Linked DNA regions of Mus musculus: all the other regions are linked to region 2. Evidence: chromatin loops called from intact Hi-C (ENCODE). Cell type or tissue: heart. All regions are shown on one strand. Each heading gives the region's core, and the rest is flanking DNA. Links, peaks and the distances in the headings are about the cores only. Region 1 holds the start of Neurod2 (neurogenic differentiation 2). Region 2 holds the start of Mir5119 (microRNA 5119). Region 3 holds the start of Pnmt (phenylethanolamine-N-methyltransferase).

Region 1 (10,002 bases), core at 615-8,614, 62 kb after region 2:
ATAGGGCATGGATTGCTTGGAGAGCCTGCTGCTTAGGCTAGCGGAAAGAAAGGAACCCTCTTTGCACTTTCTGCCTCTGTCCAGCACCCTACCGCCAGCACCCTCTCTCCCTAACCCCCCCCCCCCCCACTTCCCACTTCTGTTCGTAGAGCTTCTCAGGATGTGTGTTCAGGCAAGCCAAGCGAGAGAAAGAGATCTGTGAGGGGGCGTCTGGGGCCCAGTGTCCGTGCATATCTTCTTCTCCTGCTCATCTTACCATCTCACCAGGGCAGTTAAGTGTGGTGTTGGGGAGGAGGGCTGTGGCGGGAGGCTAGAGTCAGCCAGAGTGCAGGGAGTCTGGGGGAAGGTCAGGGATTGGAGTTGGGCTGCTGGCAGGATTCATTAGAAGCAAGGGCTCCAGTGTCCCTGCCCCTAAAAGGGTCTTTGAGTCCCCACATGGCCTGACCTATAGATGCCATGGCCCAAGAGTCACTACCTTTCCAAGAAGCTGTAAACTGACTTCAGAACAGAGCAGAACAGTGTGCGGTAACTGAAAGAGCTATGTAGGAGAGTCTGTGATCTAGCCAGGGAGCCACGTGGAGGGGTCCTTTACATCCGGCCCCAAGCCACCTGGATCCTGCCCAGCTTGGAGTTCAGAGCAAGTTCTGGGAAACCAGCTGAGTGGGAGAGAAGCCCAATTATTAACCTTGTTTCCAGGGCAGAATAAGAGCCACATCTTGGGACGATGCCCAATTCCTTTTCTTCCAAGTGTCCCTGCCAGGCCCTGCCCAGCACCTGGAGCAGACCGGTTCCTTGGGTTAGGGTCAGAATGTGTATCTTGCAAGCTTCTCAACTCCCCCACAGAAGTGGAGGATAGAGAAGATGCACCAAAATCTTTCTCTCAAGAATAAAAGTCATTCAGAGATCTGTTAGATCTCATTAGCCACCCACGGGGAAGAATCCCAATGACAAAGGGCTCACTCTCACTCTGGAGAGGTGGTCCTGAGAGAAGCCCAGAGAACTCGGCAAACATTTTAAAAGGCTTAACAGTGAATGTCTCCTAGGAAGTCTGCCTGCAGGAGAACTCGATGGGCTCTGCTCCCTAGTCCCAGGCGGTAGTCTCCCTCGGCAGCCAGAAGGAAAAATGTTAAATACGGGTCAGCACCTAGGAGTGGACAGCTCCCGGAGTCCCTCAGCCTGCAACTGCATAGAGGCCACAAGAGGTTGTTTTTAGGTGTGGGAACTCAGTGGAGCCGCTGGGCTCAGTTGCCGCTAGTCTGCTTCCTTTTTGGCATCCAGACTCCCTCCTTTCTCTTCCCTGCTTCTGTTAGGAAGATCTCATTTTGGGTCATGGACCTAAGAGCCATTAGCATATCTGACCTCAACCCTGAACAATATTACATTCAACCTCACTTTAATCCTAAAATGATCGTGTTTTGAGACGGGTAAAGGCACCAAGGGAAGGTTCTTCAGGGTCGGGGGGAATCCTTAGGTCTCCTCAGGTTCTAGGATGCAAGTTTTTAGGACCCAGACTCCCTTTCAAATTTTTCAGAGCTCTGATAGGCACTGGGGTCTAAGGAGGGAGGAGGCATCTTTTCTGGAAAGCCTTTGGCCAAGCTGTCTCTGCCTCTAGGGGTTATGGGGAACAAAATGATGAGGTACAAGTGAAAGTGGTCCTCCTGAGTGCTTTCCATCAAGGTCCCCCTTTTCTAGAACTGCAACAGAAAAACAGACTGTGCAGGCATTAATCAGTGCTGCCCCTTTTGCTCGTGTCCTTAACCAGGGGCCCCCTTCAGATTCAGCATCCAACTTTATTCACATCCCCAAAATGTCCAGGGTCCATTCCTTTGAACCCACTGAAACAGAAGTTTAAGATAGAAAGGTGATTGTTTCCATTAATATTTTATCCTCATGATCTCTCTCTCTCTCTCTCTCTTCAAGAATATCCATGTCTGCCCCCCAAAGGTTCTCTTTATTTCCACTCCTCTGGCTTTTGTAACAGTAAGTCAAGGGTTGTAAAATGGTGGGATGGTCCCGCTTTGATAACTGTTCATTGATGGAAAGATGTTTTGTTTTCAGAGAAAATCCTTAGGTGTTTGGGGGAGCTGGATGGATGCAAGTAGAATGCAGGGGTGCTTTGTGCTGGGTGCCTATGTAAATCTGGGTGGGGCCTAGGAGGGGCAGCGAGTGAGTGTGACTGTTCATGAGCCCACTGTGGTGAGTGAGTGAGTGTGTGTGTGTGTGTGTGTGTGTGTGTGTGTAGGTCTTGCAGTGTGGAAACCCCACCCAGGAAAGCCCTCAGTTATTTTCTTGAGCTTCTGAGCAGTCATTCACTCGACATAGCCTCAATCACTCCAGCCCCAGATCAGTCCTTGCCCCCACCCATAAAAGGAGGCCACTGTGAGAAAGCGGGTCTGCTTTGCATCTCATTTACATAAATATTTATTAATCGTCATTAAACTCAACAGAAACACGCAATGCACTTCGGGTGTCCGACAGGAGTTTCATCTTCGCTACAAGAGGAAGGTAAAATTGCGTGTGTGGGGTGTGTCGCCTGTGGGTTTGCGTTTTTTGCATCGTGTGTTTGGGTGCCTGGTTCCCTGCCTCCGGTGGGGGGGGAGCTTCACCTGTTGCCTCTTGCGAGGGGAACCTCCAGAGGAGCCCTCAGTTCTCCCAGCTCACTGGATGACAAAAGTCAGGAGGAGCCTAGAACCGAAACACAAAACAAAACAAAAAACAAAAGCAACAACAACCCCCCCAACAAACAAACAAACAAAAACCCAAAACAACCCTCTCTAGCCACCAGAAATCACCAGGAGCTTGGCGCCCACGGAGGCACAGTCTGGACAAGGGTAAGGCTGTTCCCAGGTCTGGGCTCCTCCACCTTACCCCAAGAGGGGACGGACCAGAGTGCCTATAGAGAGGAGGTACCAGTAGACAGCTCCTTCTGTCCCCGGACGCCCGGGGCCTGCGTGTGCGTGCGGTGTGGTGTGTGTGTGTGTGTGTGTGTGTGTGTGTGTGTGTGCGTGTTCGCGCGCGCGCGTGTGTGTGCGTGTGTGGTGTCTCTCATGCAAACCCTCCCTCCCCAAACCGACCCCCCCTAACAGTTTGCCATTCCATACAAATTTGGAAACAGGTTTTTAGAAAACAGTATGACGCACAACGGGGCAGGGCGGGAGGAGGGCAGTGGCACTGGGGTTCCAAATCTCCGAGTCATTGATTGTAAGAAACTGGGGGGGGGGAGGGGCGGCGCGGGCCCCCACTTCACCAAAGTGCACAGATCCGCGCGTGGGCGGGGCAGCCAGCAGACCCGAGGAGCACCCAGGTCAGGCTGCTAGGCTCAGTCAGAACCTCCTTGCATAGATATTTGTGTCTTTTTAAAAATTATTATTGGTAGTATTTTTTATTATTATTATTTGCCTTTTATTGCTTCTAAAAGTTCTTAATGCGTTTTCTCTCCGATCCGGACTCTGAGTTCGGCCTCCGTTGCCTCTCAGTATTTTTTCCTTTTTCTTTCTTTCTTTCTTTTTTTTTTTTCCTTTTGTATGTTTGTTTGTTTTCTTTAAAAAGGGAAAAGGAAAAATGGTTCTAGTTACAAATTGGCTTGGCCTCTCTCTTTCCTCTCAATCCACATCCCCTCCCACCAAAATAAAAAATAAAAAACGCGGAGATTCGTGTTAGGGTGAAGGCGTTTGGGCTCCCTGGCTGTGGCCTCTTCGAGAAGGAAGAGATACCAACTCTTTTCGGCCTGGGAAGCTCTGTGTCTGTTTTGTTTTTGTTTTTTTAAAGTAACTATAAGTGGGGGAGACACTATCCCGAGACTCAGCAGCCCCTTACCAACTGCCTCTGGCCTGTTGGGAGGTGGGGAGAGAAAACCCAAGTTTGGGAATGTGGAGGAAGTCTCTTGGGAGGGCCTGGCGGGAGATCCCCAGAGATGCTCTCCACGAGAGAAGGGAGGAGGAAGCCCGCTGGGGAGAGAGAGAAGGCGAGTCCCCAGAGGCAAGCGAGGCCCCTGGGACGGGCCACCCACAGGTAAGAGAGCACGCCGCTCTGGAGAGCTGCAGAACCGGCGGCCCGCGCTCGAGCGCCCGGCTCTGGAGTCGGTGGGAGCCCCTGAGCTCGTGGGGCTGGGGCTAAGGGGCCGGACAAAGGCAAAGAAAAAGAAAGGGGTCGGCGCGAGGTCTCAGTTATGGAAAAATGCGTTGAGCTCCTCGTACATGGGGCCCCGATCGTGGTGAAGGTGCATATCGTAAGACAAGAGATTCTCGGAGTGGACGCCCCCGCGCACGGCCGACGAGCCGAAGACCAGCCCGTGGCCCGTGGGCCGTGAGCCGGGCAGCGCCGAGTAGTGCATAGAGTAGTGGTAGCTCTTCTCGTGATCGGGGGACGAGTCCTGCTTGAGCGAGAAGTTGCCGTTGAGACAGAGCGGGGGACTGAGTGGACCCTCGTACTCGGAGCTGTTGTAGTCCGGGCTAGCGCCGCCGCCACCGGCCGCCGCGTACAGCGTCTCGTAGGCGGCGCAGTAGCCGTGGGTCCGCAGGGCGTGCGCCGCGCCTCCGCCCAGGCCGCCAGCCGCCTGACACTGTGCGCCTGCCAGGCGGGAGCACGGGTATGGGTACGGATGCATGGCGAACGGGCCACCCGAGCCGTGAAAGCGGCCGGCGCCGTCCGCGCCCTGCTCCGTGAGGAAGTTACGAGAGTTTAGCTGCAGGCAGCCGGCCACCAGATTCGTGGTGGGCTGTGACAGCCCCTTGCACAGAGTCTGCACGTAGGACACCAGATCCGGCCGCTTCCCGGAGCGCAAGATCTCCGAGAGAGCCCAGATGTAGTTCTTGGCCAGGCGCAGGGTCTCGATCTTGGACAGCTTCTGCGTCTTGGAGTAGCAGGGCACCACCTTGCGCAGGTTGTCCAGAGCCGCGTTCAGGTCGTGCATGCGGTTGCGCTCCCGCGCGTTGGCCTTCTGTCGCCGCAGCTTGGAGCGCTCCAGACGCGCCTTGGTCATCTTGCGTTTCTTCGGCCCGCGCTTCTTGGGCCGCTCGCCTTCCGCCTCGTCCAGTCCTTCCTCCTCCTCCTCTTCCTCCTCCTCCTCGCCGCCCAGCTCTCCTTCCTCCTTGACCTCAGCCAACGTGGGTTCAGGGATCTCTTCTCCTCCACGAAGAGACACTGGCTTGGCGGCCCGGGCGGGTCCTGGAGCCCCCGACCCGGGAGCAGGAGGAGGCTGCGGCGGCGCGTCGCCCTTGTCGCTCCTCGGCTCGTCGTCGTCGCCGTCGCCCCAGCTGGCGAACTTGGGCACGTCCGAGAGGAGGCCGGGCTCGCTGAACAGGCGGGTCAGCATGGTGCCTGAGGGCGCCCCGGGGGCGGGGAGACAGACAGCACAGAGTGAGGGGCGCGCCGGGGTCACCACGACCCCCCAACCCGCCTCCACCCCCCAAGTCTCCGTGAGCGCCCCAGCTCAGGGGCCCCCGATGCCCACTACGTCCTGCTGCCCCGCCCAGAGCCGGCCCAGCCCTGCCCGGCTGCCAGTGGGGGACCGCGGCCCAGGCCCTTGCCCGAGATCCGGGCTCCTGCTCCGCCCCTGGCCCGGAAGGAAGCTGCTCTCGGCCGGTGTCGGGGTCCCAGAGAGCTTGACCAGGTGGGGGGTTAAGGGACCAGGTCCATCTTCCCGGGGAGGCGGTGCTCTCGCCCGAAAGCCAGCTCTCTCCCGGTGACGGAGAGAAGCTGGGCGGCCGCCGTGGGGACGCTGCCCCGGTTCCTCCTCTCCACGGTCCGGCCCCTCGGCCTGGCTCCCCAAGCCCTCCGGTGCCTCTCACCCCCAAGCTCCCTAATCCAATTTGCAAGTTGGCCGCGCGCCGCCCCCGGCCGGGCCCCCACCCCCGCAGCCCCAATTCTAGACACCGGAGCACCGTCTCCTCTCTAGCTGCTGCTTACGGGTCTCCCGGAGCGGGCTCCGGGTGCGGGGACTGAAGAAGCCGGGCGTGGGGAGGAGACCCAAAAGCGAACCCTGTTCGTCTCCCTTGCGGTCAGGGACCCTCTTCCCCTCTTCAAACTCCCTCCCTCCCACACGTCTCTACAGATCTCGTTGTATTTTGAGATCCTTGGGGAAAAATCCAAATTTATTTGTTTGCTTATCTTTTTTGGTGGTGGGAAAAGGTCACAGGTTCCTTCGGGACAGTCATGGGGGGGGTCCCATCTTCGCTTCTTCGAGTGCCTCATGACCCTTCCCCCTCAGCCCATCCTAGGCATACCATCTCCTTCCGCAGCCCCTTAAGCTGCGGCCCCAATGGGAGAGAGAACACGGGGCGCCCCCGCTGCCCATCCCGTAAGGGGGTAGGGTCCCAGGAATAGGAGAACTGGGGGGGACTTCCATGTCCGAAGCAGCGCCCCCCCACCACTAATAGCAGGTCAGATCTAGCTCCCTCTCGGACAACTTACCTCAGAGAGGAGTCAAGGGGAGAGGGGAGGGGAGGGGGGAGGGGGCAAGAGAGAGAGGGGGGAGAAGAGGAATCTTCTCGCTTATTTCATTGTTCCCCCATCTTCAGGGAGCGGGGGCAGCGGTTCCTCAAGGCGGCGGGCGCCGGCGTCTTCAGAGCGCCATGCGAGCCGCGGAGCGAGTGTGGCATCTCTACCAGGCGGGGTACCAGCCTCTATGCCAGGCCATATGGGCTTGGCACGTCACGGGCAGCAGCTATCACATGAGAGACGGTGATTGGCATGCGTCTGCATTGGGGGAGAGCCGGCTCCCCCGGGACCCGCCGCCATCTGTCACTCTCTACTCCAAAAAAAAAAAAAAAAATTAAATAAATAAAGGAAATAAATAAATATCTCTGCCGCCCTCCCCTCCCCGCCCAACGCAGGAAAAGCAGAGATTGAGAGGGAGGTGGGAGGATTTGCCCCCCTCAGATATAGAACCCCCCACATGGGAACAATGGGGTGGCAAGTCTGGGAATTGGCGGTTTGTGGTTGCCAGGCCAATTCAGGGCTCTCTCCAGGGTCTTGATCTGTCCATTTCCCTGTCTCCAGGTCCCTAAGGTGGGTCAGGACCAGACCCTGGGGTGTGGAGAAGGGACCTCGGTGCTTACTGCCGCTCCCCAAGAGAATCCCCTCCACCACAAAGGGACAGCTGAGGCTCCTTCCAGGGTGGGTGTGGGGGGCATCCCTGGCCCAAGCCCCATAGGTAGATGCTGGCACCATGCCATTCCTCATCCCTGTCTGCCCCTCCCCCACCCACCCTCACGCACACACAACATATGTGGCTGAACAAAATTCAAACCAAGGGAAAGACAGAGAAAGGGAAAGATTTGCCTCCCTGGGTGTCTGTGCCTCTGCATGGGCGTGTTGTGCGTGCGCACGCGAGTGCTCATGTGTGTGTGTGTGTGTGTGTGTGTGTGTGTGTCTGTGGGGACATGTGTGTCTATCTGTGTAGTCATCACACAGGAGATCTTTCCTTGGGTGTCAAGGGCAAATGTATGGTGGGGTGGGGTGGGGAGGGATTTGGAGATGAGCTATGTGTCCCTATCTGGGTTAAGGTGGGCACAGATCTGGATTCCTAACCCAGAAGCCCTCTTCCTCCTCTTCCTCCTCCTTCTTGAGTCACTGAGGCCTTACCACCCCTGATCCTTGCCAGGTAGGCCATCCACCAATGCCTCTCTTTTGGCCTTCTGATTTGGTTAGCTGAAGGAAAGGGTATGACTGGTTGCAGGCCGCTTAGAGTTTTTAGACAGGACCCAGCACTCTTCCTCTCTGCAGAAAATACAAAAGCCACAGAGGCTGACCCCATCAGTCACAGGAGAGGCCAGAGAGGAGAAGACCAGACAGGTGTCTTGCTGAGGGAGGTAGGAAATGGATGCTTTATTTTACAGTTCCCCTTGCAAGGTTCCTATCCTGCCAGACACAGATGCAAATGGTACAGGTTAAAGGGAGGAGCTTCCGACACACCCACCTTCCCACCAGTTCCTCACTCTGTGGTGGAGAAAATGGAAACACACCCCTGTTCAGAGTTAACCTGTGTGAGAGACAAGTACTTGCAGTCAGGGGTAGAGACCCTTGACCACACTGGACTCAGGCAGGTGCTGTCTTCAGGCCCAAATTTCTTGTCTCTCCCTTGACCTACCTGTGCACACCCAACAACCTTGGCTCACATATTCAGATGCCAGCCAGCCACATAGCAAGCACAGAACCACACAGACAAAAGGAAGACCGCACCACATCCCTTAGTCCAAGTGGATGCCCTCTGGTCTTACCTGGAGAACCCTTCTCAAGGGAGTCTTGGGCTGATAAGACAAGAATTCGACGTTCAGAATGAACAAGGTGCTCCACAGAGACACATGCTGGCTTGAAAGGCCTTGAGAAAGTCGGTATGAAGCTTGGACACTTGGAGGTCAGGGGCTGAAAGAAGGTCCAAAGGCCAGGCACTTCCTCTTCCTTCCACAGAGGCAGTGCAGGGAAATGGATATAGCTAGGTACCCAGGGGGAGGAGGAGGGGAGCAAGCTGAGACTAGAACCCAGGACCCCTTCACCAACCCAGTTGCCTTGGTGGTCACCAAGGACAAGAAGACCTTTATAGGCTCTGCAACTAGGAAGTCAGAGCCCATCTAAGTCACATAGCCTGACACTGTGGATGGAATCTTGGCAGAGGCAAAAGCAAAACCAGGGGCACTACTGGGTTGGGGGCTGGCTTGCCAGGACACTTCCAGTTTGGGGTATAATTTCAAGGGCGTTCATGACTCTGTCTCCTCTAGCCCCTGGGCTGTGAGGTGTTTTGAACACACACACACACACACACACACACACACACACACACACACTCACAGCGCGCGCGCACACACACACACACACACACACACACACACATGCATGCACACACTCACGTGCATAATATGAGTTCTGATTCTTGGTCTACTCTGTTCACCTGGTTTTCATCTTGTTTTGTTTTTGAAATGGGGTCTCACTAAGTATTCTTGGCTATCTTGGAAATCACTATGTAGACCAGAGTGGCACCTGAACTCACTTTTGCCTTCAGAGTGCTGGGATTAAAGACATGCACTACCACATTGTAAAAGACAATGCTGAATTCTAGACTGGGGATTTAGCTCCAAGGTAGGGTGCTTGCCTCAAGAGCCCAAAGCCCTGGGTTTGAATCCCAGCACAAACAAAGGAACTTTGAGATAGTCTTCTCAGCCTTGGTTTCCCTATCTATAAGTGGTAGTCTGCTTGCTTTATAGGGCTGCTTGCTGGTTGACACTAAGTAGCATGATAGGTTAATGAGTTTAGCATAGGGCCAATAATAAAACACTCTCCCAATACATACCAGCTTTTATTTATTTATTTTAAAGATTTGTTTGTTTAATGTATGAGTGCTCTATTTGCATGTGCACCTACATGCCAGAAGGGGGCATCAGAACCCAGGATAGATGGTTGGGAGTCACTATCTGGTTGCTGGGAATTGAACTCAGGACTTCTGGAAGAACAGCCATCTCTCCAGTCCAACATGTTTTATTATTATTAAGACACCGTGCAGGACAGTGGTGGCCGACACTTTCTCTCCTTTAGCCCCTGGGCTGTGCGTCCCAGCACTCAGAAAGGCAGAGGCAGGAAGATCTCTGTGAATTTGAGGCTAGCCTGGTCTACAGAATGAGTTCCAGGATAGTCATGGCTACACAGAGAAACCCTCTCTGGAAAAAAAACAAAACCAAAAAAGGACACTTTGTAACTTGCTTTATAATATTAATCTCTTGCATATAGCTCATCTCCAATTAGAATGTTTTGTCTACAAAGAATCCAAAAATGTTGTTAAATTAGTGGGTGAATGTATGAATGAATAAGTGGATGAATGCTTCCTTGACAGAGAAAGATAGCCTCTGCCTCCTCCCCATACCAAAAATTAGGTTAAGCCCACTGGGGTCTGATGGGGTCCTCTGGGTGTGAGGCAGAACCTTGTCAGAGAGAGAGAACGCGTGCTGTAGGGCCACCTATCCCTCTATCCCTTGTCTCTCATGTCTGCTCTCTAGATTTAAGCGGCCTCCT
Region 2 (10,002 bases), core at 1,301-9,300:
ATTGGGTTGGGACTGGGGAGGGGGTCGGCAGGGGACTCTTTAGTGCAGCAGGCAGGGGTCTTTCCGAATGAGCCCATTAGCCAGCCCCAACGGCAGCTGAATCGGGGCTGCAGCCAAGTCCTCTCCGTTTCAAAAACCCTCCATCGCCTGCAGCAGATCAGAACAAGGCCTGCGGGAGCCCTTAGCTTCTGATTGCAGCTGTGAGGAAGGACAAAACAATTTATAGGAAGCCAAGTAGCTCTTGTCTCACTGTCTTTCTCTTTCTGACTTTGGGGAGAAAGAAGGCTGGAATGCTGTGTCCTCTCTCACCGAGGTTTCTTGCAGGCATGTACAGGCACAAAGTAGGAGAAAACAGGAGTGTGTGGGATTTGGTATTTTTCTCTGCTGTGGGTATATTTACATATCCTTCCCATCTACATACAGTTGTGTTGGACTAGCAACCACTAAGTATATGGGCTTTCTATATAGGGTTCCCTTGGGCAAAGTCAAGTGTGTATGCAGTATGCCAGTCTGAGTGTGGGCAGAGACAGTCTGCCTGCTTTATCAAGATGAGAGAGTTAGCTCCCTTAACTTTTCCTCTTAGGAGGAAGGGCTTAGCATTTAGAAGAACTCATTTGCTGCTTTATTCAAAGTGTATTAGAAAGGCATATACTACAGTGGTACTGCGTTCTACAGTGGCATAGAGAAGGGTGTCGGGCCTGAATATCACAGGGGAGGGAGGTCTTCACCTTACAGAATTATAACTTTCCAGAGCTAAAGAGAGGTATGTAATCCAGCCTCTTTTTAGAGCATGATGCTGAAGCTTAAAGAAGGACAGTGTCTCATCCAGTCATGCAATAAGACTGTTGCGCTATCTAGGACTAGCTCCAGAGGCAGAATATTAATCTACATGAATAAGCATGAAGCCCTCAGCTTTTCGAGTGCCTGTTCCTAATAACCCAAGGCTACTTTAAGAAGGGAAAAAACAGATTCTGAAGGGGGAGAGACAGAAATTGAGGAGGAAAAGTAGATTTAAAGCTATTAGTATGAAACCATGTTATGTATCATTCAAGAATAATCTCTTAGTAACCAAGTGTGGTAACATACACCTTTAACCTCGGGTCAGTAGGTGGAGACAAGCAGATACTAAGGTCAGCCAGCGCTACATAGTGAGACACTGTCTTAAATTAGACTCCTTCACAGCCAGTTAGATAGCTTGTAAAAGTGCCTAGTCTAGCAAATTGAGATCTATCCCTAGAACCCACATAATGGAAGGAGAGAACCAATACCTGCAAGTTGTCCTTTGACCTCCACAAACACTGGCACAGGCATCCCTCCCATACACATATACATAAATGTAATTTTGAAAAAAGAATGGCATGCAAATTTTACAAATAATTTTTAACAATATAACTAAATTGTTGGGAAGAAAGTGGTAGTCATAGCCAAAGATCTTAATGCCCGTAGAGTTACCCCAAATTTTCAAAGAACCCTTGGCCCCAAACTAAGGGACTGATACTAGGGAAAACCTCCTCAGAGGCAAAGTGAAAAATTCATACCAAATCTCAGCTTAGGTTCTTTGTCATTATAATAAATTTATGTCGGAAGAATCCAAATGGAGAGAGAGCACCTTGAGGCAAGGCTAGAGGGAGTTTCACTGAATGGGATATGGAATCATGACTCAGGAGAGTTGGTGGGCACCTTCTGCCTTTCTCTTATTTGTAGAGCTAGGGGAAGCTATTTGGTGTTCTTGGACCGTGCATAAGGAAAAGTGTTGCACAGTGGTCAGAACCAAAAATAAGCTTATCAGGGCTGGCCTATGGGACAGATACTATAAGTCATCTCATCCTGGGGCTGGGTCTGCTGTACCTCCTTATGCTTGCTTTTACTGGACATAAAAAATTGGGAACCTGTTAGTAGCAAAAAGGAAAATGCTGACGAAAGCAGCAAAATGCTGAGCAACATGAAGATAGTTAAGGTCTGTGTTAGGGATCTACCAACTGATACTGTCCGTGGATAACAAGGAGACAGATCCCATTGTGTATCATTTGTGGTCAGTCCACTGCATTATAGTTGAAAGAATATAGGAATATGGGGTTAATCTCCATGCAAAGACTTTGTTCCTGCAAAGGAAATGCACAATAAACCTAGTTACCCAAATTGCAACTAATCTACTCTTGTAAACCTTTCTGTTTCATAACTAAGGCCATTTTCTGACTTTAAACTCCTTAAAGAAGCTGTGATGAACAAGAGAACCTCCAATTGAAGATGGTGGTCTGGTCTAAAGTTATGTTACCCCCTCCAAGTTAGAATCTTGCATTAACCATAACATGCATTGGCCTCTATAGTATTTCTGTGTTTCACAGCTTGTATTCTATTAAATTTTCTGACATATACCTTAAGTATCAGGGCCATGGTTTTTTACTTATCATCCTGGGAACTAGTCTTTGGAGGTAGGAATCTGGAACAGTCAGCTCTTCTGGAAGAATTCTTAAGATTCATTTGCCACTTTGGGGGCATGTAGGTTTAAGAGAATTGGAGAAAAAGCAACCATCATACTGTTACTGTTACTGTAGCTGTCAACATTGTAATCTCCGATGCATGACCACATACCCTCTTTGCACTGGTTGCTTGTCCTGTGTCTAATGTAGCTTCTTATTTTTCTTTGCAGATAGCAGCAGCAGGGATGGCCTTTGAAGAACTCCAGACACCCATCAGTTACCTTGCATCCAGAGCCTCTCAAACAATCTCATTCACAATACTTGAAGCCAGGTAGGGACTTAAAGCCAGTCAGAAGCCACTGGCCTGATTGTACATGGAGTAGCACCCCACTTGTGACAAGGGCAGTTTCTTCTCTGAAATCCCCAAAAAAGTGTCCTGAGTTTTTATTTGGCCCTATTCTGGTATCCTACCTAGTAGTTAACAAGCTCTCTCCAGCTAGAATGAGTGAGCCCTCTCTAACAGTAGCAGTTACTTCATTCCTGTGTTACCAGATAGATATGCCTCTACACGGGAGTACTGACATTATTATTCAGTTACTTTCAACCTCCTTTAGGGTGAATATCTCCCTTACCCATACCCCTTCATATACAAAACACTTTTCCCCCAAAAGCTGTTTTTTGTTTTGTTTTCTATTTCTTTTTTTTTTAATATTTATTTATTTATTATATATAAGTATACTGCAGCTGTCTTCAGACACACCAGTCAGATCTCCTTAAGGATGGTTGTGAGCCACCATGTGGTTGCTGGGACTTGAACTCAGGACCTTCAGAAGAGCAGTTGGGTGCTCTTATCCGCTGAGCCATCTCACCAGCCCTGTTTTCTATTTCTTTAAGTCAAGATAGGACAATGCTATCTCTTCTTGCCTCTAATGAACTTCACTGCCTTCTTTCTAGGTTCAGTGGAAAAGTCCACCTATCCAAACACTGCATGAGACACCAGAAGTGGAGGCCTGCAGCTCTGCAGTCATTCCCAGAGCCGGCATCTCCACCTTCCCTACCTGAGAGTAGGTACGGTGTTTCACTCACTTCACAGATGATGGGTGGCCTCTAGCTCTGTCTCTATCACTCGTGTTTATTTCCTTTCCCTGCCTCTCATATGAACTGGGACTCTAGGTTCTACATCTAGTTTCTCAAGGAATATTTTTGTTCAGTGTCTCCAAAAATGGAAGGCGTTTGTGACTCAGCTCTTCTTCTCAGTAGTTTCCAAGTCCTAGTATTTAGGATGCCCTTCTAGTGTCCATCAGGTGTCCATCCCTTTTCTGTAGTTTAGAACCGTTTCCCTCCTGTTTAGCAGGTAGTGGAGGTAGTAAACAGACTGTGATGATGGTGAAGAACGATCCAGTAACACATAGCCTCCCTCTTGAAAGCTGAAATTTTGAAGGCTTAACTGGAAGAATACCTGGCTCTTTTGAGTGTTTATCTAGTGTCTGTTCTTTAGGACCAGTATCTTGCCTCTGTCCCTAACACCCACATATCCCAGCGAATGGAAAAGGAACAGCTCTAGCTAGGGTATAGTCTACCAGTAGATGTTACTCTTGTAACTATGATGTCAGCTTTATTCTGGGCTCTATGGAGAGTTGTCAGGGTTAGAGCATCTTCCTGCCTCCCGGATGCTAGCGGTGACCCTGTCTTATCCTTTAGACTTTCTGACTTCTCTCTCGGCAGTGCTTCTCACCTCTGCAACCCAGACAGCCAAAGCAGCAGGTCCAGATAAGTGCCTCTGGATCCATCCCATAAACAACCATCAAACCCAGACACTAGTCAGGTGCTGTTTCCTAGAAGCATGTGTGTCAGAGTTGTTAGAAAGCAGGACATGTCAGAATGTAGTCAGGTACTACATGCCCATGAACTTCCCTAATGGCAAAGGTTACAACTGCTATTTAGTTGTCTTATCAGTCAGGTTACCTGACCAGTGGGGCAACTGCAGTTCTGATTTCTACCACACGAGGGCACTGCTGGCCAATTAAAATCCAAGCCCCTTAGGAAACAGATGGATGAGGGCGCTCTTTTCAGGGAATGATCAGAAACACTCCCAGAGAGCCAGAGAACCTGGCCCAGAAGCCAAAAAAATAACTGATACCACTTGTAATTCCCTTAAAATGGCCTGAGGCCTAAATACTTGGTCTTTTGGGCCTGTGATTGAGTGGATACCCAGCTGAACTTAAGTTCCAGGAGCTATGTCTTCTTCAAGGTTTGCCTGACTCCAGCTGTTTAACCCACTGTCCTCATCCCTTCAAGATGTTGAGTTCCAGTCCAGGAGGATGGGGTTGAATGGTTTCACAAGGGAAAAGGTTTTCTACAAGTATTCAAAGGAAAGTGTCTTTGTGAGAAAGTATGGAAAGAATGGAGTCTAAAATAGTGGGTGACCTCATCTCTCCCCCTGACAGCCAACCCCCACCCCCAACACAAACCTACAGGATTCAAGTTTAATAGATCTTTGTGTCTGTTTGGGCAAACCACATCTAGGACTCTAGAGAGCTCTGAGCCAAAAAAAAAAATGTATCAGAAAACAGCATGGTGGGGACTCTGTGCCATGTCATGACTCGCTGGGCATGCCAAGTGGCTTGGGATCCTGTGGGACTGAGGACCCCACAGTTTATACTCAGTCAGAATGAACAGGCTCAGGGAGATGACAGGGTCTTCTTCCTTTTCCTCCTTCCCCCATGCCTGAAGGCCCCTCCCCAGGAGGACAGCTTGATTAAACAGTCGGTGCTGCTGGAATTACTGCACAGCTGGTGCTCCCCCCAGCACCCCGAGCAGAGCAGCAGTGCAGATTAAAATCTCCAATTAGCGTTAAAGTGAAGTGAGGAGGTGCTGAGGCTGCCAAGGCAGCCAGGCCGAAACCCTGAGTTGGCACCCTCGCTCATGCCTGATTCTGAGTGCTACCCTTAGTCACTCCTTTGTGAGTCCTTTTCTGACAGTGCTCAGTGTCTGTTAGACTTGTATCACTTGAGGGGGACCTTGGGTTGGAGGCAGATGTCTTAACTGGTAAAATGCTAGGACTTCATAAATTGGAAGAAAGCAAGATCAATCAGTGATTGTGAAGCGCTGTGGACAGCCAGGCTATGGCAAGTGCTACTGCTGCTGTGTTTTGCTTACAGAAAGAGTCAACAGGACAGATCCCTTGGAGCTTAAGGTGCTCAGGGGCATGGTGTCCACATGAACATACATCTGTGTATATTTGATCCTATCTGTCCTATCTGCTCCCACCCAAATTATGGCTCCTTTCCTCCTCTCTCCATTTTTCTCTTAGCCTTCTTATAGGCATGAGTAGGCATAGCTGAGCCCCAGAGTGTCCCTATGCCTTTCCACCTGGGTCCTAGCTAGTTGCTCTTTATCTTCCTAGTTTGGAGAATAGCAGAGGTAGGTATTATACCAAGACGAATCAGACCTTTCCCTCCTGAACATCTTACCCACTCCAGAGATCCCTCTGCCCTTTCCTTTTGTTCCTTGCCTGTCAAATTCAGAAGCAGGGTAGAACAGCTAGCCACACTATCTAACTGCCCTCTGCCCCTTTAAGAGAAATGGAGGTGGTGCCTAGCTGACTTAACCTACTCACACCTCAAAAAATTAGACACCAGGGCATGGTGCCACTCTCCCAGACTGGCACATGCTACCCTGGCAGAGGTTCAAGCACACCCCCATGTCATATTCCTACCCTACATCTTCCTCTACTCTCTCTCTCCCCACATCTTTTTTTTTTTTCCTCAGCTCAAAGCACAGCTGAGCCTTAAAAGGGGGGTGGGGGTGGAAAGACCAAGCTGGGGCAGGGGGGTGTAGTGCGCCAATAGCACGTTTTCACCTGCCATTTAATTGGATGTATTTTTAATTAATGGGACCTCAGGGACCAACATGAGACAATCTGATCTCTGAATAGGGACAGGGGAGGGATTGGATAAGGGAGGAGGATTGGGCCACTGGGTGCGGTTACCAGGAATCCGGGCCCATCAATCACTGGCCACTTTGCGTTCTGGCATGGAGAATAGCGAGGTGGAAGAAAAGGGGAGGCATTGGGGAAAGGTGCCAGGATTTCCCCCCAACTGGCAGGACCTCCAGAAGAGATGGAGTTGTGCTGATTTACTCAGGTTTGCAGCTTAAATTTGCAGCCAGAATTGTAGGTAAGGCTGTGCTCTTGCTCCTGCAGTTTTGACTAGATGGGTTGATCTCAGAGAGTATAACACTATGGAAGGGGGGTGGGGTAAAACTTTGAGGTCCCTGAAGAAAAAGGGTAAGAACTAGGGACCATGGACCTGGGGCTGTGGTAGAGGAAATCTGAAAGGGGTAGAGTTGGGGGCCATTTCTACACATTTCGATAGGAAATAAGTACCATAGCAGTTACATGGAAAATGACACCCAAATGAGATCTGGTGAATTTGGGTCTGAATCTTAGAACATTAATGTTATAAAGACGGGAACTTGGAGCTCATCTTATCTGACTCATTCCTTATACAGATGTGGAAGCCAGACCCAGAGAGGAAGAACAAATTGAATCCTGCTCTGAAGTTGCTTTATGTTCTGGATTTGGAGAGTTCCTGGGAGCATTGGGCAAGAAAAAATAGGTAGGTAAGGAGAGAAGAAAGTCAGATGAAAAGTGTAAGCAATGTGTTCTGTCCTCCACTGCCTGAAGTCTCATGTCGCTGGCTCCTGATTGTTGGAGCAGTTTAGGAAAGTCAGCAGATAGAGTTTATAAGAGACACAGTGGGGAACCATACCCTTTGTGTGGCCTGTTCCAGAGGTAATTATCCTTCAGCCCTCTCTGTAGAATTCTGCCATGTTTTAAGGTCTAAGGGAAAGAAATGCTTCAGCTACCTCAACTATTAACCAAAAGGCAAATCTACCAAGGAAAACTACATTTTTCCTAGTGGAAATCTTATCACAAGTTTCCATGCTATAATAAAAATGATTGGAAACTGTTATGCTAAAGTGTCCGGGGTAGTTTACACCTCTTGTCCCACTACTACAATAAAAACAGTGGTAAAATGCAAGGCCCTACAAGAAAGCTAGGAGTGTTCCTGGATCCATGTAGCTCTAGAGTCTTAGGTCCCCTCTGGCTCTTACAGTGATGGCTTTCCTGGCGAGAAGGATACATTTCCAGTCCAGCTATCTATACCCTGTTCCCTTACTTCCTTTATTGTCTATATGCTAGGGCCAGGGAGAGAAGGATGAATGAAGGTAATGGAAGGATTTCCTACCAGTTTCCCAAAGGTGGCATTTCTCAAAATTTTCCTGTCTTAAAATCTTCAAAATTCTTTGATCTGTGCTTTATGAGGCTAAACTGGGGTGGAGGCAAGATAGGTTGGAGGGTTAAAAGGCAATACCAGTAGAATTCACCACGCTTTCCGACTCCCATCCTTACCTTCCTTCCACTCCTAGAACTGTCTTCTTTTTTAGTAACCTCAGGCCCTTGAGAAACACAGGATCTGCCTCTAGCTTCCAACCTTTTCCTGATCTGCCTTAGACTGTCAGGGGCTGTCATGGTCTGTTACTCACAGACAGGGTGAGAAGCCCTCATATTCCCCTAGGACAGTCTGGAAAAAAATCCTTCTAGGCCCCATCCTGCATCCAAGTGCCTCAGGGCTGTTGGTATCAAGAAACTGTGCCAAAACCTGTCCTGTCAGGGGGATGAGGAAGAAGAGAAGATAGTGTTGATGCTTTAGAACTGAGACCTGTCGTTCCACCCATGGGACTGGCTGCTCAATGTAGTGCAGGACAGTCATAGTGAATATTGTTTGAGGATAGGTGGCTACTGTTGACAGAGCTGCTCTTTCAAGTCTGACATACAGAGCAGTGAAGATAGCACAAAGCAAAGGAAGAAAGGTATCTATTCTCTGTAGAAAAGCCTCCTCCGGGGCTGGTGAGATGGCTCAGTGGGTAAGAGCACCCGACTGCTCTTCCAAAGGTCAGGAGTTCAAATCCCAGCAACCACATGGTGGCTCACAACCATCCCTAACGAGGTCTGACTCCCTCTTCTGGAGTGTCTGAGGACAGCTACAGTGTACTTACATATAATAAATAAATAAATTTAAAAAAAAAAAAAAAAAAAAAAAAAGAAAAGCCTCCTCCTCTCTTTATAGGCCTTGGTGACTGGGTCACCTCTGCTCCAGGTGTTGGAGGCACAGGAAAGCAGTCACCGTGCATTCTGAATGTCCTTTGAGGGACTAGAGCTGCTTTCCCTCCTTCTAATTCTGCCAGGCCTGACACCCACTTCCAAGGTTATCCCAGGGTGTCAGATCTATAGCCTTAAGTCCAAGACTAGAACCTGCTAAGAAGTCCAGAAGAAACTCAGGCCCTTTGTGGGAAAATACCTAGATATGAAATAAATATAGTAGAAAAAGATAGCAGCACCAAGAATTCATTACATTCTGGGATTAGTCAGCATTGGCCTAGTATTCCTCCCTTCAGTTTTCCTTTCTTTTCGTTTTGTTTTGTTTTGTTGAGACATGGTTTCTCTGTGTAGCCCTGGCTGTCCTAGAACTCACTTTGTAGACCAGGCTGACCTCGAACTCAGAAATCCGCCTGCCTCTGCCTCCCAAGTGCTGGGATTAAAGGCGTGGCCACTACTGCCCGCCTCCCTTCAGTTTTCCCATGGGTGAGAATAGATCTGGAAGTCTGAACCTTTCACCCCGATACTTAGAAAGCTGTTGTACAGATTCTCCTTATATCTTCCAGGGCCTTAGACAGGAAAGGAGAGAGAGAGATTGACAGAGGTGGCAGTGCCATTGTGCTCACTGGCCAGAGATGAAATCAGGAGACATCTATTTCTGAAACAGCATTCTTACCCCATCTTCTTCCTTTTACATGCTGATGGCTCTATGCCCAAGTGTGCTAGCTCATCTGGCAGGTGATCCTGTTCCACTGTGCGGGCAGCCAGTTCTCTGCACAGAGCACACACTAGGGTCTCACGCTCCTTTGCTCACTCCTCTCCGACTATGTTGTAGATTCCTAGGGATGAAATAGAGTGGTCCTGGGGTAGGAAGTTGTGGGCACTGGGGCCTATGCATACATATTTGCCTGTCTGTAAGAGGGGGAGGAAGAAGGCTGCTGGCAGCTTAGCAGAGCTTAAGGTTCTGGTGACTCACAGCAATGGGGGTGGTTCATGAAAACAACAGAGGGGAAGGGGGATCAAGTCTGTTAGAGTTTTCTTTTGCCCCAGTCCTGCCTACTCTGAGCTCTGTAGATGAAAAATCTCTCATTAGATTAGGAGATGTCCCAGCTATGAAAAGAAAGGGAGAAGTGGGAAAGAAGTGAACAGGAGAAGCTGAGCTTTCCCAGTGAGGCTTCTCATGAGGAAAGACTGAGACATTGCCCTACATAGAAGATATTATACATCCATTTGTGGCAGGACAGTCAGGAAGCCTGGGCACTTTCCAAAAGAGAGGTTTTCCTGGTAAACATCTATTACTATCATTCCTCAGTTGCCTGCCTAGAACTCTGTGTACCCAGCTAACACAAAAGTTTTAAGGGGAGGGGAGGGTGGTGTTTGTTTGTTCTTGAGACAGAATCTCATTATGTAGCCCAAGCT
Region 3 (10,002 bases), core at 691-8,690, 120 kb after region 2:
GCCTGCTCGGGAACAGATGGACTAGGAGAAGGATGTGCAACGCTCTGGAAAGGAGGGGGATGTGAAGAGGGTGGAAGTGGGCAGGCCCCCAGCACCCTCTGGTAGCACTGCAATAAATGCTCAGCCATGTTCCACGCTTCTCTCTTTCTTTGTGGTTGGGGTGGGCATGAATGTCCACCGTGCACTTCTGGGAACAGCCAAGCATTGGAGCTAAATCTGGCATAACCAGAGGGTACACTCCATGCTTAGGGGTGGGGTACAGGGGCAGAGCTGTAAACAGGGGGAATGTCTGGTCCCCCTTCCTGTGCCACTGCCCAGCCCTGGCTTCATGTCCAGTTCCTGGCACTGGAGCGTGTCTAGCAGGCCAGCTGGCTTCAAGGTTTGTTTAAATGATATCTGTGGAGGAGGTTATGGAAGGGGCTGGCACCAGGGCCGTCCTTGGCTGTGCCTTGGGGTGTGGATGGGGTCAGTGACCCTAAGGCCTGTCAGTTGTAGATCCAGACAGAATCAATCCTTGGCTGGCATCAGGTGTCCCACTGTCCCTGGCCTGGGTGGGAGGACAGGGTTTAAGTTCCTGTCTGTGACCTCTGCAGCTGTTGTGATGATCCCCATCCCAGCCTGGGTGTCTGGCCTTTGGGATAAGGAAGGGACACTGGGTAGGACTGGATAGAAGACCAGGACTATCTTAGCAGAGGCTAGTAACCCTCCCACCCCAGAAAGACATAGGACTTTCTTAGGACTTAAAGGGTCTCTGCTTTAGCAAGACTGGGGATGCTGTTGCCAGGGTAGCTTGCCATTTTGAGAACATGGGAAGGAAGACAGGCAGATTATGTTCCAGATACCTGGAGCACTAAGCAAGGCCTGAAGGCCAGGCCCTGCCATCTTCCTAGTGGGGACACGATTGTTGACTGAGGGGTCGGGATCAGGGTAGGGGTGTGGGGATGTCCTGTACCTGCGAAACTGTACCTGCGAAATGCCAAGAGTGCGCATGCGCTGCCCCTCTAGCGGCCGTGGCAGTACCAAGAACATGCTCTGTACTCTTTGTTCCTACCTGAGTCCAGTGTCCTGGACCTGGTAGGAACATCCTGAACCAACCATGCTTGCCTGGCCCCCAGATAAGCAGCACATAGCCCTAGAGGCCTGCAGGGGATGCCCGGATGTTCTGCTTGCTAAAAGCATTAGCACGGCTCACCTTCCTTATCTCTGCTGCCATCCGATGCTCAGGGCAGAGACCTGCTCAGGACCCAGGGTCCTCAAGACAGAGGCCAGAACAGAGTGTCCTTTCTGGAGGAGGGAAGGGGTGCTGCAAGATAGAGATGGGTTAGAGGTCTGGAGGTAGGGATGGTATTATAAAGAAGAGGAGTTTGTAAGGGGTGCCCCGAGAGAGGGGAGGAAGTCTGGGAAGGATGCTGGGACTGGGAACACAGGCTAATTTAGACCTCGGGAAAGAGAAGGGGTGAGATGCTGGGCAAAGAGTCTTTGGGAGGTTGGAGAGGAGCTGGGGTACCGCTGGAACTGAGGCTGGGGGTGTAGGGCAGCCCTGGAGCGATCAGGGGCTGGGGGGGGGGGTGGAGGGTTTGTTGAGCAAGTGGAAAGCAAGGGTGGGGCAGGAGCGATGTTCTAAAGGGCGCCCCCCACGCCCCCGCGCGTCTGTTGCTCAGACACTAACTGAGATGGATGGAGTGACAGAGATGTGGTGGCCTCAGGCGCCTCATCCCTCAGCAGCCACCCACCCCTGTGACGGAGGGGTCCGGGCGGGGGGACCCAGTGGTAGATAAAGGGATGGGGGAGAGGAGGTCTCAACAGAAGCATGAACGGTGGCTCAGACCTGAAGCACGCTACAGGGAGTGGCTCAGACCCGAAGCACGCTGCAGAGATGGACCCTGACTCCGACGCTGGCCAGGTAGCTGTCGCCTTGGCTTACCAGCGCTTCGAGCCCCGCGCCTATCTCCGCAACAACTACGCGCCTCCTCGTGGAGACCTGAGCAACCCTGATGGCGTCGGGCCTTGGAAGCTGCGCTGCATGGCACAAGTCTTTGCTACCGGTGAGCACCGGAAACGGAGGCATGAGAGAGCAGAACTCATGGGGAAAGGTGCCTACCTAGCAGGCACAGACAGGAGCGGGCCTGTAGTCTTAGCGACTAGGGACGCTGAGGCTTGGAGGACCACTTGAGGCCGGGAATTGGATGACTGACTAGACAGTTTAGAGTCTTTTTCTTTCAAGGGGAGGATGTTTAAGATTGAGAGACGGATGGGGCCAGGTGAGAGAGATAGGGAGAGGGAGGGGGCGGGAGGGGGAGGTTGGAGAGGCTCATTCCTTGATGTCTCGGGATCGTGATCTCCCCCACTAAATCGTAACTAGAGCTAGTTTCTGAGGGGTGGGACCCGAGTCAGAGGAGCCCTGTCAGCACAGCACTTGCTCCAGATACTACCCTGAAGAAGTGCTGAGGAGAGCACGAGGGGAAGGGGCGGCTGAGGCAGGAGCCACTGGTTATCCCTGCCTCTGCTCCACCAGGTGAGGTGTCGGGACGGGTTCTCATTGATATTGGCTCCGGCCCCACCATATATCAGCTGCTCAGTGCCTGTGCCCACTTTGAGGACATCACCATGACAGACTTCTTGGAAGTCAACCGTCAGGAGCTGGGACTCTGGCTGCGAGAGGAGCCAGGAGCCTTTGACTGGAGTGTGTATAGTCAGCATGCCTGCCTCATTGAGGACAAGGGGTGAGAGCTGGACTGGCAGCTTCGTAGCAGTGGGTGGCTGGGGGGGGGGCTGCAGAAGGCTGAGTCTTTGGGGTAGTCCTGAGCCCCGCCTTGTGCCCCCCTGTACAGTGAGTCCTGGCAGGAGAAAGAACGCCAGCTTCGAGCGAGGGTGAAGCGAGTCCTGCCTATCGATGTGCACAAGCCCCAGCCCCTGGGAACTCCCAGTCTGGTCCCTCTGCCTGCCGACGCCTTGGTCTCTGCCTTCTGCCTGGAGGCTGTGAGCCCAGATCTTACTAGCTTCCAGCGGGCTTTGCATCACATCACCACACTGCTGAGGCCCGGGGGTCATCTCCTCCTCATTGGGGCCCTGGAGGAGTCCTGGTACCTTGCTGGGGAGGCCAGGCTGTCTGTGGTGCCAGTGTCTGAGGAGGAGGTGAGGGAGGCCCTGGTCCTTGGTGGTTACGAGGTCCGAGAGCTTCGCACCTACATCATGCCTGCCCACCTCTGCACGGGGGTAGATGATGTCAAAGGCATCTTCTTTGCCTGGGCCCAGAAGATGGAGGTGCAGGTGTGAGGGCCCCAAAAATGCCAGGTGTCCTGTGCCTCCCAAAGTCCTTATCACCTGAAGTGGAACCTAATAAAGTGACAGTTCCCGGCTGTGACTGTGCTGGCTTTGGAAGAACAACCCCTAGCTTTTCTCTTCTCCCTGGAAGCCTCCGTGAAGGCTGCTTTCTACACCACCCATCCCCCCACCCCAGGAAGGCCATGCTCAGGAGGCCACACGGCACCTGCTGTATGCCAGGTGGCTTATGACCCAGCCTCAGCTGGGTAGTAGGTCCCGCCAGCTTGTCCCCAGGTGAAGCGCAGGGAGCCTGAGTAATAAGAGCCAAGGCTGGAGAGCCAGAGGCTGAAGTGAAGAGGTGGGAGGTGTTAAGATCCAGACGCAAATACAGGCCGAGACCCAAGAAGGCAGGAGCCAGTGCCAGCCTCGAAGCCCAGCCCCTGCCCTCTGCTGGCCTCGGGCTCTGCTTAGCTCCTTGCCTAGTCCCTACCACCCTCACGCTCATGTGCCCAGGTAGAGAGATCTGCCACCGGTCAGTGATTCCTCCTTCCCTCCGGCCCACCTTATACACATAGAGTAGCAGAGTCAGGGTGAGGGAGGCCAGGAGTTGCTTTATTAAGCATGCCCTTTCCTGCCTCCGGCCTTAAAATTATTCTTAGTACAAAACCAAAACAAAACAAAAACCAAAACCCTAATAGGCTGCCTAAGTACCTGAGCTGGAGCCTTGGCATAGCTATCCTCCCCCGCAAAGAGGGGGTAGAGGACAGAGGCAGGGCTCAACTGCAGACAGCCTTCCTGATGGGTTGGTTCAGGATACAGGCTGAATGGGCCCTGCTTGCCCTGGGATTGGCCGGGGAGAGTCCAGCTCTGACAAAGGGAACTGAGTGGGAGGTCCACCATCCCAAGATAAAGAACCAGGGGGCAGGAGTGGGTACTTCCCCCTCCGCCTCCCTGCCTTGGGGGGGGGGGAGCTAGTTCTGCAGGGCGCTCTCAAGACGTGGGGGGAGGTATGTGATTTGAGTGGAGTGCAAAGGGGGCACTGGGTGGGCACCCACACTCCCACCCAGCATCCCAAAGTCTATCAGGTCATGTGTATATCCTAGCAGCTGGATGGCCTTGGGGCCTGGGGCAGACTTGGAGTTCCAGTGACTGTTGATGACTTGATTCCAGAGTTCTGCTTCCGCCTCCTACCAGCGTATCCGGTGCATGTTCATCTCTTACACATACCTTCCCCAAACCACCTCAGCGCCCTGCCCCCTGAACTGCAGTACACTCTAAGTGAAGACCCACAGTGCCCCAGCTCACTGGCCACATGGTCATCTCTGCCCCTGGCTTGGCCCATAGCCCTCTATGTGTCAATGTGTCCACTCCCAGTCAGAACAGCAGACTGGGTTCTGATCCTGAGCTTCCCGGGGTCCTGGCTGGGTTGTGGGAGGCAGGGTAGAAACCCCTCCTACCCAAGGAGCCCGGTTCCTCAGAGCTGGAGAGAAACCTGGGCAGCTGAGAAGCAAGCATCCAGCGCCACCTAGTGTGCCCTGACAAAAAGAGATCCCAACGAACCCCAAAGGCCTGTGGGTGTGGTTTGGGGGGTAAGTGGAGGTACTTGGGGTGGCACTATGGGGGTGAGTGATGTGGAAAGGGAGGGGTTGGGGAATATAGACGCAGCCCTCCTCCTCTCTGTGAACCTCTAAACTTGGTCTCCGTTCAGGCCCAGCCACCGGACAGCTGCCTAGTCCCTGCCCCAGATGTGGGGAGGCCGCCCCCAAGACAGGTTCCATGTGAAGGCCAGCAAGGGCCAGGTAGCTACAGGATTTCAGGTCCAAACCCCACATAATCAAGTTCAGGAAGCTAAAAGGGGAAAAGCCAATCATCTCAAGGGGGGGGGGGGAGAAGGGAGATGCCCTGAGACGCCTCAGGGACGAGGCGGATGGAGCCACTCTCTCCCAGCCTCTTTAGTCCAGCTTGAACATGGCTCCAGATTCCTTCAGTAGGTACAAGCTGTCATCTTCCAGAAACCTGTGGGTGGAGAGATGAGCCCACTGAGGCAGTCACCCAGTTCTGAGAACGTCCCAGTCGGTGGGGGGGGGGGGGACAGCAGGCAAGTAGGAGGGCCAAGTGGGTATGGGGAGCCCCAGCCTGCCCTAGGAGCGGACAAGGAAGGGCAGAGAAAATGGAATCCAGAGGCTGGGTGGAGCACTGACCTGAAAAAGAGGGTGTGGACCGGGATGGTGCTGATGTGCCAGATGGCGTGGGCGTCCAGGACCCAGAAGAGGGGCGGGAAGTCAAGCAATTCCAGCAGGGACAGCCCCTGCAGCAGCACTACCACCACCATACACCTGCGGGTGTGAGGGAGGCGCTGGCGGTTCCGTAGGCACCAGACCAGCCACCACGCCAGGTTCACCAGGCCTGGGGGGGCAGGAACAGGAGAGATTTACTCACTGGATCTTCCCCTGGACTCTGGCTGCCTTCCCCTGACTCCCCTCACCCCCAGTCTCCCACCTCAGCTTCTCCCTGCTCTCCAGAACCTCCCTCCCGCCCCCCACCAAGAATCCACCCTGTGCCCAACTACAGCTCTTTCCGCAGGGGCTCACCGATAGCCACGTTGGCCATCATGTTGTAGCCGTAGTCGAAATGGACAAGGCTCAGGTAGGATATGTGTCCTGTCAGCAGCAGCAGCAGCAGGGCACCGAAGGCACTGGCCACAGACGGGTGCTGTAGTCCCACGGTCCTGTCCAGGCACCCAGAACAACTCAGAGTGTGGCTGGCTGTCCTCAGAGCTGCGTCCCCTCAACTATTTCCTTGCCCAAAGGGTTGAAGGCTCCCTGAAGCCACCTTCCTCACCCTAGCCCACCAAGTCAGCTGGTTCAGAGAAACCAAGGCTCAGAGCTCCCAGAGAAGCCAGATCCATCTCTCTCTGGTATCCCCACCCGGGTCGGGCCTGTAGAAGAGAAGGGCAGGGGCAGTCCCCTCTCTGTCTTTGCCCCAAGTGCTCACCTGACACAGCACAGGTAAACAGAATGCAGGATGACAGCTGAAGCGCAGAAGTAGTCCATCTTCTGAGGGTGGGAGAGCCCATGGGGCCATGTGAGAGAGCAGAGTATGGCACAGGACTGGCGCAGGCCCACAGAGAAGACCCAGGGGACGAGGCAGGGAAGGGACAGAGCCTGGCCTTGCAGTCATCAGGAGCCCTACCTTTTGCCCCCCCCCCCCCGCCCATGGCTGTTTCACTGTGTCCAGAACATTAGAATGGCTCAGCGTTCATGGCATTGAGAGGGCACAGCACACCGTGAACTCAAAATGTCATTTGGGATGTGACAGACATGGACTGTACTCATGATCACACTAGCTGGGAAACCCTGGGGAAAATGTCTCCATCTCCTCTCCCCCAGCTCAGTGGCCTTATAGGTCAGAAAGCCAATGACAAAACTCTCCTGCCAAGGTCCAGGTATGGCTCCATGCACTGCCTGGTTTGGGATACCCGGCAGAGATGAGGTTCTGCAGAGATGTGTGAGCTCTATGAATGGTGCTGCCCTCGCTCTGGGGAGCCTGTCCTGCCCTCTCTTGGGCTCCTCTGGGACTGTCCCATGCAGGGGGCTGGGAGGCGCTCACCTCTGTGAGGTCAGTGTCCCTGGTATGGAAGACTGTGGACCAGAACCAAGCATTGAGAGACACCTGAGGAGGGAGGGGCCAGTCAGCATGTTGCCCAAGGTGGAGGAGACCTGTGGGGCTCTGTTAGACAAAGTGTTTCCTGTGCCCAGCCAGGCCATTGAACAAGCAGAGGACTCACTTCCAACCTACCCCACTCCCCTCAGGAGGATTTCCCACCACTGTAAACTACCACCCAAACCCACCACGCCAAAAAGAGCTGCTGTGGCCTCCGCAGGTTCTGGCCGGGCCAAGGAACCAGTCCTGGCAGACTCAAGTTCCCAAATTACCCAATCTCTAAGACAACAGCCCCCAGGGCCCTGCCTCCTCCCCCACTGCCAGGTGATGACAACCCCAGCCCAGCCCAGGGGAGCCTGTGACCTCAGCTTCTGGGGGCGGGAATGAGGTGGGTGGGGTGGGGGGACTTGAGCTAGCTTGGGGTGTGTCAGGAGGAACAGCAATCCAGGGAGGGAAACGAAGCAGATCCCACTGCAGCCCAGCCTCTGAGGAAGACCAACCTGGCCAACCTAGCCCAGCTTCCAGTCTAACCCGCTGAGCCAGTAGCTGCTCTAGAGTTTCGGGAGGAGCAGGGGCGGGATAGCAGGACGGCCTAGGGGAATGCGGGGGGGGGGGGGGGGGCTCTTCCCAGAACTGGGCAGTGGGCAGGACTTGCAAATGCACCGTACTGTGGGAGTCCATGCTGGTGTTTTCTTCAGGACCCATTCCCAGCACAGGCCCCAGTTACTGAGAGAAGAGCGAGCCAGGGCGGAGACACACACCAGACCCTGAGGAATCGGTGGCAGCCAGTCACAAAGGGAAGAGCAGGGCTTGACCTGCCTGCCACTCCTGGGAGAGTGGGCAGAGACACTTGCAGGACAGGCCTGTGGGAGCTGCCCACTTAGGTAACACAACAAGTGGCCAGTCAGGGGACACAGGAGCAAGTCAGGAAGCCAGTCTGTAGGGGCCCATGGTAGGAGGATGCGACACAGCTGAGTTCCTGAGATTGCTAAGAGCTGGGGGTAACACAGAGGGCGGGAGTGGAGGCAAGGCAGGGCTAGGAGGCAGGCAGATTCCCTGATGCTGGGTTCTGGCTCTGGGAGCGGTCTGTCCCCACCCACTGCTGAGCCTGGCTTATCTCTGGCAGCTAGTCCCTCACAGTGCCTTCTACTTACACAGGCTACCTGAAGAATGGCCTCTGTAGCCTTCAGAAGGCTCTGAGGTGCATCTCATGGTGGGTAGGCCTCTTCCGTCTCTTTCCTCAGGTTTGGGGGGTAGCATTACATTTCCTGTGGGTACCTGGCTGTGCCTCTCAGCCTGCTACTGACTCTGAGAGGGGAGGTCACAGCCTGTGTCCCACGCCAAGTTCTCAATAAGCAGACTTCCCGATGTGGCCACATATTTCCTTCTGTGGTTTTCTACTATTAGTCTGGCTTTTAAAATTGGTTTATTAAGGATGAGTAGCCAAATCTGGCTTGGGACATGGGTTGTGACCCTTAAGTTCAGAACAAGTCTAAGCCCTCTCTCTTCAAGTGGGGCAGGCCTGAGTAGCCCTCACCTCCCCCACCCTACACAAGGCCTATAGTGAGATTTGTGGGTGTGGGGAGATGGGTGACCCCAGGCTGGAGACAGGGCTCAAGTAATCACAAGGACCAGGCAGACCAGGTGCAGGGATATCTTAGGGAGGAGAATGGCCCTGGGACCAGTGTGTGTGGGGGGGAGGCAGCAGGCACTGGCAGCCAGCCAGGAGTCCTTGTCACCCACAGCAGGAAGGGGGAGGTGACAAGAGGGCTGAGCTAAGTGGCAGTTGGAACCCTGGAAGAAGAGAGTAGAGGTGCGCAGGGCCAGGCCTGAGCACCACAGACAGTGGGGGCTGCTGGTTCCTTATCTGCATGTCTCCCAGGGGCCTTCTACTTACTGAGTCCTATCTGAAGCCTGTACTGTACACCCCCGCGATGTCCCTCTCTCTTACGGAGTGACCCACGAACGGTGGGATCTTTCTGATACTTTCCTTGCACTCAAAGGCAGTGTTGCTAAGAAAGCAGGCCGAGGAACCAAACCTGGGGGCTTTAAGCTCTAACCACAGCGCAGCATTTCCTGTGTGTCCTCAGGCAACACACTTACCTGTCCTGCCTCAGTTTCCCACTACCTGCGGTTTCTACTGCTGCTGCCTGGTACACAGGTAAACTAGGAATCTAGGTTTTCTCCATCTCATTCACCAGGCTGACTCCACCATGTCCTTTCATTTCTTTTTCCTCAAGGGCCACCAAATTCAAGATTAAACTGTGGGGCTCTGGGACCCCGGCTCCTACAGTGCAAAATATGGGAAGAACCCATTTTTGTGCTCCCAAGCCACTGTCCCATGAGCATGGATGGCTCCCCTGTCCCATCAGTGTGGTCCCAGCAGGTGCTGTTTCTCCTCAGAGCTTATAGTCAGATGCAAACAGAGGACAGATGGACAGGGAAACCCCCACACATACACAACTGTTCTATATTCCTTGGCTGTGCCCAGTGTGGTGGGAGGGGCCACAGGGGAGGTGAGAATCATGCGTAAACAATGAGAATGGAGGACATGGGCCAGGGTGGCAGTGGTGTCGGGGGGTGAGGGGACAAGAGGTGGGTGCAGGGAGGCAGGGGGCTGGCTGGTTTAGTTTTGCTGGCAAATACAAAAACAGACAAAAATATCACAGCCGTGAAACTGGTTGGATGCCAAGTGAGCCAGATCTGTCAGGAATTTGACCCCAGTGTTAAGCCCCAGTGCTCGGGGCTGTCATTGACACCATCACGGTGGGGACAAGTGGATCTTTAAATAGCTTGGTGTCTCAGAAGTGGGGGAGGCAGAATGTTAAATATGATGTCTGTTGCCTTTTCAGGGCCACGGGGGCCACAGTCAGACTGCCTTGGGCTCCCTCCATGGGGAGGCGGGTTGTTTTTCCCTTCATCAAAGAAGGATTCCTGGGCTAGTGAGACATTTTTGGGTGAAGGTACTTGTACCACGCCTGAAGAACTGAGCTCAAACCCCAGTACCTACAGGATAGGAGAGAGCCAGTAACGTAATAATAATCTTCCAGTCTAACATGAGCCATGGCAGGAACA

What was found. Hi-C counts contacts between places; a loop is a spot of excess contacts. Peaks named below come from ENCODE experiments on the same cell type or tissue, not always from the same donor. Only the 100,000 strongest peaks of a DNase experiment are listed, where the experiment ranks them.
Region 1: it touches region 2 in a loop (2.7-fold over the local background); 5 of 42 quality-filtered maps call a loop at or near these places.
Region 3: it touches region 2 in a loop (8-fold over the local background); 8 of 42 quality-filtered maps call a loop at or near these places.

Annotation. Positions count from the first base shown.
Region 1 is chr11:98,323,023-98,333,024 of GRCm38, forward strand. It overlaps Neurod2 (neurogenic differentiation 2), which reads right to left and starts at 6,623. Exons shown (of 2, transcript NM_010895.3): 1 at 6,412-6,623; 2 at 2,395-5,319. The coding sequence starts at 5,314. The coding sequence ends at 4,163. In heart, for the core only: no CTCF peak of the experiment used is centred there; a DNase peak (open chromatin) is centred at 5,591; H3K4me3 peaks cover 2,184 bases; H3K27ac peaks cover 231 bases; H3K27me3 peaks cover 7,825 bases.
Region 2 is chr11:98,260,820-98,270,821 of GRCm38, forward strand. Mir5119 (microRNA 5119) reads left to right here and starts at 1,787; the gene lies at 1,787-1,843. It also overlaps a transcript of Cdk12 not described here. In heart, for the core only: a CTCF peak has its summit at 4,410 (motif pointing right); a DNase peak (open chromatin) is centred at 4,432.
Region 3 is chr11:98,384,822-98,394,823 of GRCm38, forward strand. Pnmt (phenylethanolamine-N-methyltransferase) reads left to right here and starts at 1,802. Exons shown (of 3, transcript NM_008890.3): 1 at 1,802-2,045; 2 at 2,516-2,723; 3 at 2,832-3,359. The coding sequence starts at 1,811. The coding sequence ends at 3,276. It overlaps Pgap3 (post-GPI attachment to proteins 3), which reads right to left. Exons shown (of 8, transcript NM_001033537.2): 4 at 6,874-6,936; 5 at 6,259-6,320; 6 at 5,856-5,992; 7 at 5,466-5,670; 8 at 3,851-5,280. The coding sequence ends at 5,217. Tcap (titin-cap) reads left to right here. Exons shown (of 2, transcript NM_011540.2): 2 at 1-132. In heart, for the core only: CTCF peaks have their summits at 1,017, 4,786 (motif pointing left) and 6,837; DNase peaks (open chromatin) are centred at 980, 2,050, 4,700 and 8,640; H3K4me3 peaks cover 2,996 bases; H3K27ac peaks cover 7,888 bases; H3K27me3 peaks cover 3,871 bases.